Regions from separate parts of the Homo sapiens genome. Here region 2 is linked to region 1. Evidence: chromatin contacts called from ENCODE Hi-C or POLR2A ChIA-PET data. All regions are on one chromosome and are shown on one strand. Each heading gives the region's core, a stretch centred on a gene start or an enhancer-like site at or near the end of the contact. The rest is flanking DNA. Distances are from core to core; before and after follow the strand shown.

Evidence for each region. Hi-C counts contacts between places; a loop is a spot of excess contacts on that map. ChIA-PET counts read pairs that join two places held with the same protein, here RNA polymerase II (POLR2A). Pooled maps may share reads with other maps.
Region 2: a loop to region 1 is called in a map with no recorded cell type, with 2.4 times the contacts of the local background. The contact joins the enhancer-like site here to the promoter of SDC1 in region 1. A Hi-C loop is called at or near these places in 1 of 168 maps with a recorded cell type or tissue (mammary epithelial cell), 2 of 37 single-sample maps with no recorded cell type and 2 of 50 pooled maps. POLR2A ChIA-PET finds 5 or more read pairs at or near these places in 2 of 52 experiments (PC-9 and WTC11).

What each region holds. Positions count from the first base shown.
Region 1 is chr2:20,223,778-20,226,586 of GRCh38, reverse strand. SDC1 (syndecan 1) reads left to right here and starts at 1,457. Exons shown (of 5, transcript NM_002997.5): 1 at 1,457-1,785. The coding sequence starts at 1,720. RefSeq lists enhancers at 130-809, 810-1,489 and silencers at 1,041-1,420, 1,481-1,900, 1,941-2,000, 2,021-2,480.
Region 2 is chr2:20,575,347-20,578,407 of GRCh38, reverse strand. It overlaps a transcript of HS1BP3 not described here. Among named protein-coding and RNA genes, the nearest start is that of HS1BP3-IT1, 16 kb to the left of the region's middle. RefSeq lists enhancers at 1,497-1,636, 2,744-3,061. Within about 2 kb of position 1,592, at least 10 of the 41 ENCODE cell types and tissues checked have a DNase peak (open chromatin) inside an H3K27ac peak, as active enhancers do.

The DNA of each region.
Region 1 (2,809 bases), core at 208-2,707:
ACCCTCTGGTAGAGGTAGAACCTTCGAAAAGGGCATTTTTAATCCACAGGGACTCCTCGAGCTCGGCTGGACCTCCGTGGTGCCGTGCTGTGAGACCATCCATCACTCAGGCACTCAGCGAGCCCACATCGGCCCCCAAGAACCCTGATGAAGGTCTTCCTGCCCCCTAGACAGACTTGGGGAGACGGACACCCCAAAAGCGAGAGCTCTTTGAGGTCAAACAGGTGCTCAGGAGCAGGGGTACAAGCAGGCCATCATCTTTTAGTGCTGTGAGGAGGAGTGGGGGGATGAGATGGGGACGCAGGAGGCTGCTCGGCTCCAGAGCCTGCTCCACGGTGGAAGGTGGAGGAGAGTCCAGGGTCCCACGGTCAGTCCCTGCGTGGCCCAGGAAGGTTTAATTCTTTTAAAGAGGAACACTGGACACTTCCCGATATTTTCTTGGTCCCCAGCTCAGGCCGACCCAAGTTCTTGCCTTCCGCCTAGGGAAGACAGGGGAGGACGACGCCATCTTTGGTCTCAGGGCCCAGGTGCGAAGGTCGTTTGGCACCATCTCTCCTGCCTGCCAGATGTGGGCAGGGCCCGTCCGGTTCTTCCCCTTTGCTCTCTCGGCCGTTTCCCCTACACCCGCAGGCCTTCCACAGCTTTTTGAACTGAGGCCCAGGGCCTCGCAGGGGATCTCGAAGGAGCAGCAACTGCACGGTGCTCCTCAGATCCGCGTGCCCGAGGTCACCGGGGAACAAAGAAGTTACTTATTTTTCCTTTTAGCTCAGATGAAGAGAGAGGGCGTTGTCTTCCACAGAAAAACGCTGCGAACTCCGCCCCCGTCCCCCTTTTTCTTGCAGCCCTTCCGTGCGGGTGCAGCTGTTTAAACTAAGGCCCCAAGTCTCCAGCACTTTGTGGAGTGCAGGAAGAACGCGAGCGTACGGGAGAATCTGGGCCGGCGGGGCGCAGCGAGCCGCATCGCAGCTGGAGGACAGCCGGGGTGTGTCTGTGTGTGTTTGCCCGTCGGTTGAAGGCCCCATCGCCCCCGGGTCCCCGCCCTGCCCCAGAAAGCGTTCCCCAAGAGAGCTAGGAGTCCTGCGCACCTGGAGCGCGCTCCGCGTCCACGCCCAGAGGGCGCTGCACACTCGCGCCCGAGGACTGCCTGCCCCCCTTCAGCCCCTCTCCCGGGCTGCGCCTCCGCACTCCGGGCCCGGGCAGAAGGGGGTGCGCCTCGGCCCCACCACCCAGGGAGCAGCCGAGCTGAAAGGCCGGGAACCGCGGCTTGCGGGGACCACAGCTCCCGAAAGCGACGTTCGGCCACCGGAGGAGCGGGAGCCAAGCAGGCAAGAACCTTAGGAGCGGGCCGGGGGTGGGGCGTTCCGAAGGGGCCGGGAGGGGTGGCTGGGGGGCGGGGTCCTGGGGGGTGTGGACTGGGGCTGGCCGGGAGACCTGGCGGAGCTGGGGGTGGGGGGCCAGTTTTTGCAACGGCTAAGGAAGGGCCTGTGGGTTTATTATAAGGCGGAGCTCGGCGGGAGAGGTGCGGGCCGAATCCGAGCCGAGCGGAGAGGAATCCGGCAGTAGAGAGCGGACTCCAGCCGGCGGACCCTGCAGCCCTCGCCTGGGACAGCGGCGCGCTGGGCAGGCGCCCAAGAGAGCATCGAGCAGCGGAACCCGCGAAGCCGGCCCGCAGCCGCGACCCGCGCAGCCTGCCGCTCTCCCGCCGCCGGTCCGGGCAGCATGAGGCGCGCGGCGCTCTGGCTCTGGCTGTGCGCGCTGGCGCTGAGCCTGCAGCCGGCCCTGCCGGTGAGTGCGGCCGGCGGCCAGGCGGGGAGGCGGCGGGAAGCCGGGACTGGTCACCCGCGGATGCCGGCGGGTGCACGTGGAGGGGGAGGGGGAGCGAAGACTTCCCTTCTTCCCGCGCTAGCCCAGCGGGTCCCGGGACGGTGAGCCCCGAGACCAGGGCTCCAGCCCCAATTTCCTCCGCTGTCGGTGGGTGCCGCACCGGTCCCGCGCTGGGGAGGGTGGGGGGCCGGGGCCCCGCGCTCAATTATGTAAAACGTCTCCACATCTGTCGGAGCCCGCCAGCCCACAGCGGCGCCCGGGGTCGCCCGTTCCCACCCTCCTCGCCCCGGCCACCGCGGCGGCCGGGCCCCCGTCGGTGACCCGGGGGGATGCAGTGACCGCGGCCACAACGCCCCCCCTGCAGACCCTAATTCAAACCAGACCCGCGGGCTTGCGCCCCAGCGCCGCCGAGCCCGGGCGCCCCGCCCCTTGCGCCAGGGCAAGTTTGGGCGCAGCGCGGCCGGCGCGGGAGCGGGAGGCGGCCGCGTTGGCCCGGGGAGCCGGGCCAGGGCTGCGTGGGGGGCGCGGGCGAGCGTCTGCAGGGCCCTCGGGCTTGCCGTGGGCGGCTCGAGGTGAGCTGAGCCGGCCCGGCAGCGGGAGGTTCCGGGAAGTTGGCCTCGGAACGCTGGAGACCCGGAGGAGCCCAACTTCTGGGCTGCTGAAGTTGAGCTGGCCCCGGAGGGCGCGTTCCCGTGCCGGGCACGGCCGAGGCGCAGGCGCCTTCCACGCGAGGGGACCCGGGAATGGCCTCCCGCTCCCCGGCTCGGCTTTGTGCTGAAGCCGCGCGGAGGGAAGGCGGGTCCCTTGGCCCGCCCAGTGCAGCTGGGAGAAAAGAGGGGCAGATGTGGAGCTCGGGGCTGTAAGAGGCCTTTGGGTGGGATGCAGCATCCACCTTCAGCGGGGCTGACGCTCCACTAAAGAGGGACGTGGCCGACAAAGAGCAGCCTGAGGGTCCCCAGAAAGTGGCTCTCCCGCCCCGGCCACC
Region 2 (3,061 bases), core at 343-2,842, 350 kb before region 1:
GAGCAACTTTTCAGAGGACAGCCCAGAGAGACATGCTAGGGTAGAGCCTCAGGGCCCAGGTAATAGGTGTGGGGCTCTGCCCTGAAAACCATGGAGACCAAGTCCCCTCCTATGAAGACTGCATCCCATCCCGCCTCTGAGGGCAGCCCTGGAGCCACTTAGGAGCCACAGGTAGGACGCTAGGCACTGGTCAAGAGAGGCTGTTCCCACCCCCACCCTGTGCCACTCTCCCGAGCCCTGATTCAAGGGCACAGCCACGTGAGCCTGCTTCCTGCACCCCTTGCCAGGGATCAGCAAGTTGCCTGAGGGGACATGATGCAGCTTGGAGTGTTCCATGCCAGAGGTCCCCAGCCGGCTGGATCATGATGAGACATCAGGCACGTTACTCAGTCTTTGCAGATCCATGGCCCCTGGCCACAACCTACTCAGCTGTGAAGGGGGTTGAAGTCACACTGGACAGGCTTGAGGAACGAGTGCCCTGAGGCAGGCCTGGAAATGTGTTTGCAGGTGGTTCTGATACATCAGCATATGAATCATTGATCTGATCAGTATAACAGAACCCTGGAAGCCCAATCCCCATCCAGCCCCAGTGCCGGGGAGTGTAGCTTAGACAATACCCCCTCATACTTTAATCTGCTGCTCCAAGAATGCGACCTAGCCTGAGGTTCAGAGGCCTGGCAATTCCAGCTCATGCACCCGGCCTGAGTTGGTCTGGCCTCTGCTTGCCTCCATCTCTGGACCCTCTCTCCCTCCCAGGCTGCAGCCACAGACAGGCACTCTTACGCTCCCAGATGGCGGTGCTGGGAGGTGCCCCTCACCTTGGGCCTGGAGGCTCTTTCTTCCTATGCCCCTGGTGGAGCTGGGGGGACACCTCCAAGCCGCTAACATGTCACAGGAAATGCAGGGAGACAGGAAGATTGCATGGTCTAGAACTTCTCTCTGGGAGATCGCTGCACTTGTTTCAAAGGAAGCCCTGGACAAGGCCCTTGGGGTAAAACAACCCCAAGAATCATGCTCTTCCCCAGCCAATGGTTGGGAAGCTTTTTAAGGAGTCCAGGCCTACTAGCCTTGGGTCTTTCTGAAGGGCTGGGTTTGGGCTGGGACTGAACCTCCTGGGTCCATCAGGAGGGTCCCCCTTTCCCACCCTCTCCCCACTCAGCTCCCAGGCCCTCCCCGATACGGAAATATTAACTCAATTGTACATGAATATCAGTGTGTCATGCCCCCAGTCCTTAATCTCCCTGGAACCCCAAGTCCTTCACTTGCCCTGGGCCACCCCACATCTCCATCTAGGCCCAGTGACAAGCCCTTGTTTACTCTGAAAACCCAACTCAAACGGCAATTCCCTTGTAAATTCTCCCATAAATTTCCTTGTAAATACTCTTCCCAGGTAAATTCCCAGGGCATTCCCAGGAACCATCCATCCTAGACATCCCAATGGGAAAAGATTTGTAAGTGGGAATTCTGTTCCCCATCATTTGTTTGCCACTGACCAAAAGGATATGACTAGGTGTCCTTCAATTCTTAGAAAGCAACTGCTTCTATACGTAACCGAAACAGAAACAGAAACTTCAGCCTGCATAGTCCCTCTGGTGATAAGTTCAGCTTCCGGGAGGCAGGCAAGACCCAAGAAATAGTGTAGACTCAGTGTGACAGGTCAACTTCCATTTCTGTTGTGGAATAAAAAGTCCCTAGATTGTGGGCCCCATTAAGGGTACCATTCAAGGCCTCCGTCTCTCTCAGAACTTCTGGGGGTAGCAGTATTTGTTGGCACCTGCCATATGCCAGGCACTTTACAGTACAATGAGGGAGGCGATCCTGTTCCCACTTTAGAGAGAAGGTCGTGTAGCTAGAATGTGGCAGATTCCAGCCCTCCTCTGATATTTTCAGGCTCTAGACTAGAGCCTCAGGGAGGTCTCAGGCCAGAGAGGAGATAAGACTGCAAAGCATGGAAAACGGGACGCCTGAGCTAAGCCCTCAGTGGCAGGAGGAGCTGTACTGGGCAGGCTTCTCAGAGGAGGTGAGGTTCCAGCTGGTTCTCTGAGGACAGGAAAAGAGGAGGAACACATAGAGTCCATATGAAGGAAACAACTTAGGCAAAGATTGAGCAGAAAGAAACCTCACATAGCCGGGTGCAATGGCTCACACCTATAATCCCAGAACACTTTGGAGGCCGAGGTAGGAGGATCACTTGAGCCTAGGAGTTCAGGACCAGCCTGGACAACACGGTGAGATCCTATCTCTACAAAAACTAAAAGAAAATTAGCCAGTCATGGTGACATATACCTGTAGTCCCAGCTACTTGGGAGGCTAAAACAGGAGGATCGGGAGATTGAGGTTGCAGTGAGCTGCGGTCATGCCACTGCACTCCAGCCTGGGAGAGAACAAGACCCTGTCTCAAAAAACAAAACAAAACAAAACAAAGATGGAAATGGGTGGGACAGGTTTTTCAGGTCCCCCTCCCCAGTCCCCTTCCCCCATTGCCTGTCAGGAACTTCTCAAGCATTCATTTTTATAAATAGCTACCTTTTAAAAAGCAACTCCTCATGTGTGGGTATCAGGGCCTAACAGTCACTCACATTGTAAATTAATTTCCCAGCTGCTCCTGTCCTCCCTTGCTGGGGTAGCCTGAAGGGGGGGGGGGGGGTGGAACCAAGGAGACAGAGGCGTTGCTGCCAGGCCCCCGTGTGGAAGAGCCCAGGCACATGGGCCAGGCCCGTGGATAAGGAATGCCGGGCCTTGAGGCACAAACCTGGAGAGGGGAGGAGGCAGGAGGCACACTGTGGCTTTCTCCCCAGTGCCTGGCTCCTCACCTGGCATGTGGCGGGGCCTCCAGGGATGCTGCAAGAGGGACTTACTACCCTTTGGGAGTCTAAAATATGTGGGCAGAGTGTGGCTGGGCAGCCAGGGAACTGGGCTGCATGTTGAGACCAAACAGGGTCTTGGAGTGTCAGAGCTAGAGAGGAAGGGGTGGGCCCTTTTTGGTATTTTCTGATTGTCAGAGTCAGCTGATGGGTTGAAATAAGCCCAGGAGGCTTTGGACTAGGGCTTCCAGGCTCAG